Linked DNA regions of Homo sapiens: region 2 is linked to region 1. Evidence: chromatin loops called from intact Hi-C (ENCODE). Cell type or tissue: CD14-positive monocyte. All regions are shown on one strand. Region 1 holds the start of DQX1 (DEAQ-box RNA dependent ATPase 1). Region 2 holds the start of WBP1 (WW domain binding protein 1).

What was found. A loop is a pair of places that touch in the nucleus more often than their neighbours do. Peaks named below come from ENCODE experiments on the same cell type or tissue, not always from the same donor. Only the 100,000 strongest peaks of a DNase experiment are listed, where the experiment ranks them.
Region 2: a loop joins it to region 1, with 2.9 times the contacts of the local background. A loop is called at or near these places in 24 of 110 quality-filtered maps.

What each region holds. Positions count from the first base shown.
Region 1 is chr2:74,525,026-74,527,525 of GRCh38, reverse strand. DQX1 (DEAQ-box RNA dependent ATPase 1) reads left to right here and starts at 1,295. Exons shown (of 12, transcript NM_133637.3): 1 at 1,295-1,390; 2 at 1,778-2,033; 3 at 2,324-2,500. The coding sequence starts at 1,797. AUP1 (AUP1 lipid droplet regulating VLDL assembly factor) reads left to right here. Exons shown (of 12, transcript NM_181575.5): 9 at 1-55; 10 at 163-278; 11 at 467-585; 12 at 690-874. The coding sequence ends at 726. RefSeq lists an enhancer at 1,028-1,197. In CD14-positive monocyte, no CTCF peak of the experiment used is centred here; a DNase peak (open chromatin) is centred at 1,075; H3K27ac peaks cover 1,118 bases.
Region 2 is chr2:74,457,277-74,459,776 of GRCh38, reverse strand. It overlaps INO80B (INO80 complex subunit B), which reads right to left. Exons shown (of 5, transcript NM_031288.4): 5 at 1,833-2,443. The coding sequence ends at 1,913. It overlaps WBP1 (WW domain binding protein 1), which reads right to left and starts at 1,339. Exons shown (of 4, transcript NM_012477.4): 1 at 1,106-1,339; 2 at 32-134. The coding sequence starts at 1,174. INO80B-WBP1 (INO80B-WBP1 readthrough (NMD candidate)) reads right to left here. Exons shown (of 8, transcript NR_037849.1): 5 at 1,917-2,443; 6 at 32-134. RefSeq lists enhancers at 907-1,016, 954-1,461, 1,687-1,836, 1,462-1,968, 2,467-2,500 and a silencer at 2,087-2,326. In CD14-positive monocyte, no CTCF peak of the experiment used is centred here; DNase peaks (open chromatin) are centred at 1,496 and 2,366; H3K4me3 peaks cover 2,346 bases; H3K27ac peaks cover 1,902 bases.

The sequences.
Region 1 (2,500 bases):
AGAGTCAAGGAAGTTTTGCCCCATGTGCCATTGGGTGTCATCCAGAGAGACCTGGGTATGGGAAAGGGTGGCCCCACACTGGGAGATGGGCACAGGGAGGAAAAGTGGGTTGTGAAGGAAGAAAGTAAGTAGGGAGTGGACTCCCTTCTCTTTTCTCCCCAGCCAAGACTGGCTGTGTAGACTTGACTATCACTAATCTGCTTGAGGGGGCCGTAGCTTTCATGCCTGAAGACATCACCAAGGGAACTCAGTCCCTACCCACAGCCTCTGCCTCCAAGGTGAGACCCAGGAAATGGTCAGATCCAAGTGTTGGGGTGAGTTGGGGGCAGGCTATGTACTCCCTTATCCCTGACCTTTCTTTTTTGATCCTGAGACCCTAGCATAGTGCCTCTCTTGCAAAGTAGGCATTCGATGCGTGTTTAATGATGATGACTCCGCAAGCCCTCTGACATTGTGATCACCTCAGTTTCCCAGCTCTGGCCCGGTGACCCCTCAGCCAACAGCCCTAACATTTGCCAAGTCTTCCTGGGCCCGGCAGGAGAGCCTGCAGGAGCGCAAGCAAGCACTATATGAATACGCAAGAAGGTGAGGGGGTTAGAGGACAATTAATAGGATGTGGCAAATTGGAGAATGGAATTATGGAGCTACTACGGCAAAGCCTGAATAATATCTCTCCCTATGTCCCACAGGAGATTCACAGAGAGACGAGCCCAGGAGGCTGACTGAGCTCAAAGGAACAGGATGGCACCCAGAGCCGCAGGACGGAGACTGGGGGCAGCCCTCACCCAACTCACAACAGGCTGGATGGGTGGGTGGTAAAAAGGGAAGGATGAGGCTCCCCCAATGTCACATTAAATTCATGGTTTTCATTCAAGGCATCTGTTGTCTCTCTCGGTCTCAAAAGCCCTGTGAGTGGGTTCCTTATTCCTTGGCTGCGGGGGATGGGGGTGAGAGTCTTCTCGTACATTTGAAGGGGGTAGTCAGACTGCAACTGTCTAAAATCACCTCCTCATGCCAAGTGATGAGTGATAAATTAAGGAAGTGTAACTGAACTGAAGACCCAGCTTGGGTGATCAGCCCAGGTTTTGGAGGAAGCTGCTGCAAAACTACAAGTCCCAGCATGCCTTTCACAAGCACACTACACATCATCTATAGAGTTCACACATGCTCAGTGTGGTAGCTGGAGCCTGTTTTCCATAGGTTCCTGACTAGGTTAAATAAGGTGGAGCAAATAGCCCCACCCCAAAAGCAGGCTTCAGGATTTGAAGTTTGAGCCCATCCCTGAGGTAGAGCCGGAATTTACCTTTGTACTTCACACGGTCAGGGTTGGTGGTGACTACGTGGGTCTGGAGCTGACTGCCGTCCTGACACGTCCTAGAGCTGCAAGCAGGTTTGAATCCAGGATCCCTGTGACTCTGCTGTTCCTCTCCCCACCCCCTATATTCTTTATCCTTTTCCCTTCAGGACTTTCCCACAGGTTACTAGGTCTCACATAATTTCTACTGCCCTTGAGGACCCCTGCCTAAGTAAGATTTCTACTACCTGCCAACGGGGTAATAGTCTCAGGTAGATTTCTACTACCTGACTATAGGGACTGTCGACTAACTCTCAGTAGCCCTTTATCAAAATACCTAGCACTGTTTCCTGGCAGGAAATGCTGGGAAGGGTGGGCCCCAGAGCATGATCAACTGAAGGTAGAGGTTAAGGATCAGGGCTGAGGTGGGAAGATGGTGTCGGTCACCAAATATGACCTTACTGGCTGCTCTGCCTTCTGCAGGTCCTGCCAGAGAGCCACCATGACCTCTCAGCCTCTCAGGCTAGCAGAAGAGTATGGCCCAAGTCCTGGGGAGTCTGAACTGGCTGTGAACCCCTTTGATGGGCTTCCCTTCTCTTCCCGCTACTATGAGCTGCTGAAGCAGCGCCAAGCCTTGCCCATCTGGGCTGCTCGCTTTACCTTCTTGGAGCAGTTGGAGAGTAACCCCACTGGAGTGGTGCTGGTGTCTGGGGAGCCTGGTTCTGGCAAGAGCACCCAGGTGTGGTGGGGGTTGTGGGGGCAGGCAGATTCTGGGAGTGGACAAAGGGAGGACAAAGGGAGGACAAAGGGAAAGTGGCCTTTCCCTGGGCAAGGGGGGACTGGGCTGCGTGGGGTCATGAGGAAGGTGAACGAAGAGAGATGGGATGGGTTAGGTTGGCCCTGGAGGCTGGTGAAAGACCAGGGGACTCCCCAAATAAGGAAAGATTAAAGTGGCCATAGTTCCCTGAGCACTTCTGACTGAAGTCCTACATCTTCCTCACTGGCTCTCCTTCCCTACTTCTATCCCAGATCCCTCAGTGGTGTGCAGAGTTTGCGCTGGCCAGAGGGTTCCAGAAAGGACAGGTTACTGTTACTCAGCCCTACCCTCTTGCAGCCCGGAGCCTGGCTCTGCGGGTTGCTGATGAGATGGACCTGACCCTGGGTCATGAGGTTGGATACAGCATCCCCCAGGAGGACTGCACGGGG
Region 2 (2,500 bases), 68 kb after region 1:
GGACCTGGAAATAGCCCTCTTGGAGACTTACACCAGAGCTCATAGTAGTAGGTGCAGCAGCCAGTCTCCCCGCAGCAGTGACCACTCTCACAGAGGTAGGGCTGGTTGTTCACTCCTGGGCACAGCTCTCGAAGCTGCGGGCAAGGAGGCACTTAGAACTAAGGGGGATTCCAGCCCAGGGCACTGTCCACCCCCACCTCCTGCATGCACATACACAATCCCACCCTGTGAACCAAGTTCAGCTTGGAGAGATGGGGGAAGTGGAGGATGCTGAGAGGAGTGTTGAAATATCTGAAGGGCTGTCAACGTGGAAGAGGATTTGGAATAGCAAGAATCAGTCTAGAGAACAAGACAAAAGTGTGGACATACAAAGAGGGAGATTTCAGCTCTGCATATATGAGACTTCCTTCACACTCAAGCCTCACTCTCCCCAACCCCCCTACCCCCATCCCCTCGGTGCTTTCTGTTAAGGGAGTGTTTTGGCAGAAGCCAGAAGACAGTCTGAGATAATCTCAGTCTCAGACAACGGGTAGCGGTAGGTCATTTCCAAAGCAAGTTGCTTTCATTATCCTGCGCGGTTCACTACCCCCCACCCGCAACTGGATCTTTCCACCCCTGGGCCTCAGGCTCCCTAGGATAGAGGAGGGGCAGTGTGAGACCCAGAGCAGTGCTCCCAACCAGATGGGATTGCTGTGGATGATAAAGGATGGCATCCAGGGCGCGAGTCTGGGTTCCAGCTCTTCTCCAAATTGCTCCCTCAAGAGAAGACGCTGCCGGACTCTGTTGTGACAATAGGCACATAGAAAAAGATCACAAATAACTGTTGCAAGACAGAGGGAGCCTCCCTGGGACCTCACTATGCCTCTGGTCACTGGAGAGCCACCGCAAGCTTCCACTGCAGCCATGGGATGGGTTCTATGAGGCTACAGGCAAAGTCAGCTGCATCTACGTTACAAAGTTTAGACAAAGAGTGGAAGAGACATGTTTAGGAACTTCACAGTACCTTTGGCTCCGTGAGTTCCTCCCCCACCCCCAAAAGGAAGGGACAAGGAAAGGGGAAAGAGACAAATGGCTGTCGTGATAGGTTTTGGAGCTATTGGGATACCTGCTGTTGCGGCGCCCGAAGTGCCCCCCAGGCCTCCTCGCTGCCGTTCCCGCTGCTGGCCCGAGCCATACCTCCACCTACAGCCCCCTGAGGACCACAGCCTCCTCTACCGCCAGCCGCCCCGCCCCTGCCACCTCTGCTGCCACCGCCATGGTCCCTGCCCGGCCCATCTTCGCTGAGGCCACCATCACTCCGCGGCCGGAGCTTCCATCCGGGCAGAACTCCACCAACTAGGACTCAGATTGCTCTGCCCTACCAATCATCATCGTCCCTTGACGGACGGGCCAATAGGAACAGATCAGAGGTTTCTCCCTGTGACCAATCCACAGCAGCGCCTCCGCCGCTCACCCAGACAACAAGAGCTTGTACAGACAAAGAGTAGGTGAAGGTTCGACCCACGGCCCTGACTGACAGCGGCAATAGCCAATACAGACAACAGAACAGGCTCTGGCATATCAACCAACGAACAGCCGCCCCGAAGAGCAAGGTTGCCGCTGATTGGCTTGCGGTATGTTTTCGGAATGACGCCAAAGGCCGAAGCACGCCAGGTAATCCCGGCTGGAAGAGGCGGAGTCCCAAAAGTCGGTCCGCTGGTTTGCAGCCTGGTTTTTTGCGGTGGTTTCCAAGCCCCAGGCATCGACGCAAGCTCCGACAGGGGCAAAATACGTGTATACCGGAGACTGGTCTGCCCACAACATCCCACTCCCCCAGTTCTGTACAAGCCGAAGCACCGGATGTAATTTAATAGGGTGGGGAAGATACTCAAGAGCGGGCATGGGACGGGGCGCAGAGTCCGGGTTAAGGGCCTTACGTAGCCAAAAGGGGGGATCCAGGACCCTCGGGCCCCCCCAGCCGCATCTGCAGGTTGATGCGGTAGCACTGAAGACTACAGAGTGCCTGGCCTGTGCGGGAGCAAGCGTAGCGGCGCGGATGGGGACAGCCGGGGACAGAGCAGCGCGGCGGCGGGCCTGAGGGGGATGGCCGCTGAGACACTGCCGTGGGGGCGGGGACGCCAGGTGGGAAGGAAAGGGTGGAACCCTGTGCTCCGCTGCAGTAGCGCACCATGGGGGCCGGAGCCGCAGCCCGCCCTCCCCGCCGCTCGCCCCGTGCGCCCCCCCGGCCTCCCCGCCCACTGGTCGCCGCAGTCTTGGTGAGGCGCTCGATAGTCTGGTTCTTGTGCTCTTCTGCCCGCCGCGCCGCCTGGAGCCGCCGCTTCCGCGCCCGCTCCTCGCGCTTCAGCAGCATCTCCTCTGTGAGGGCGGGAGGTGGGCAGCCCTCAGCTACAGGCAGCGGCAGCATAGGGGAAGGTTGACTCCGCGCCTTCTGGAGCAGAGCTCGCTAGGGAGAGACAGAGACGGGGTGCTGTCTGAAAATGGAGGAAGATGGAGAGGCGAG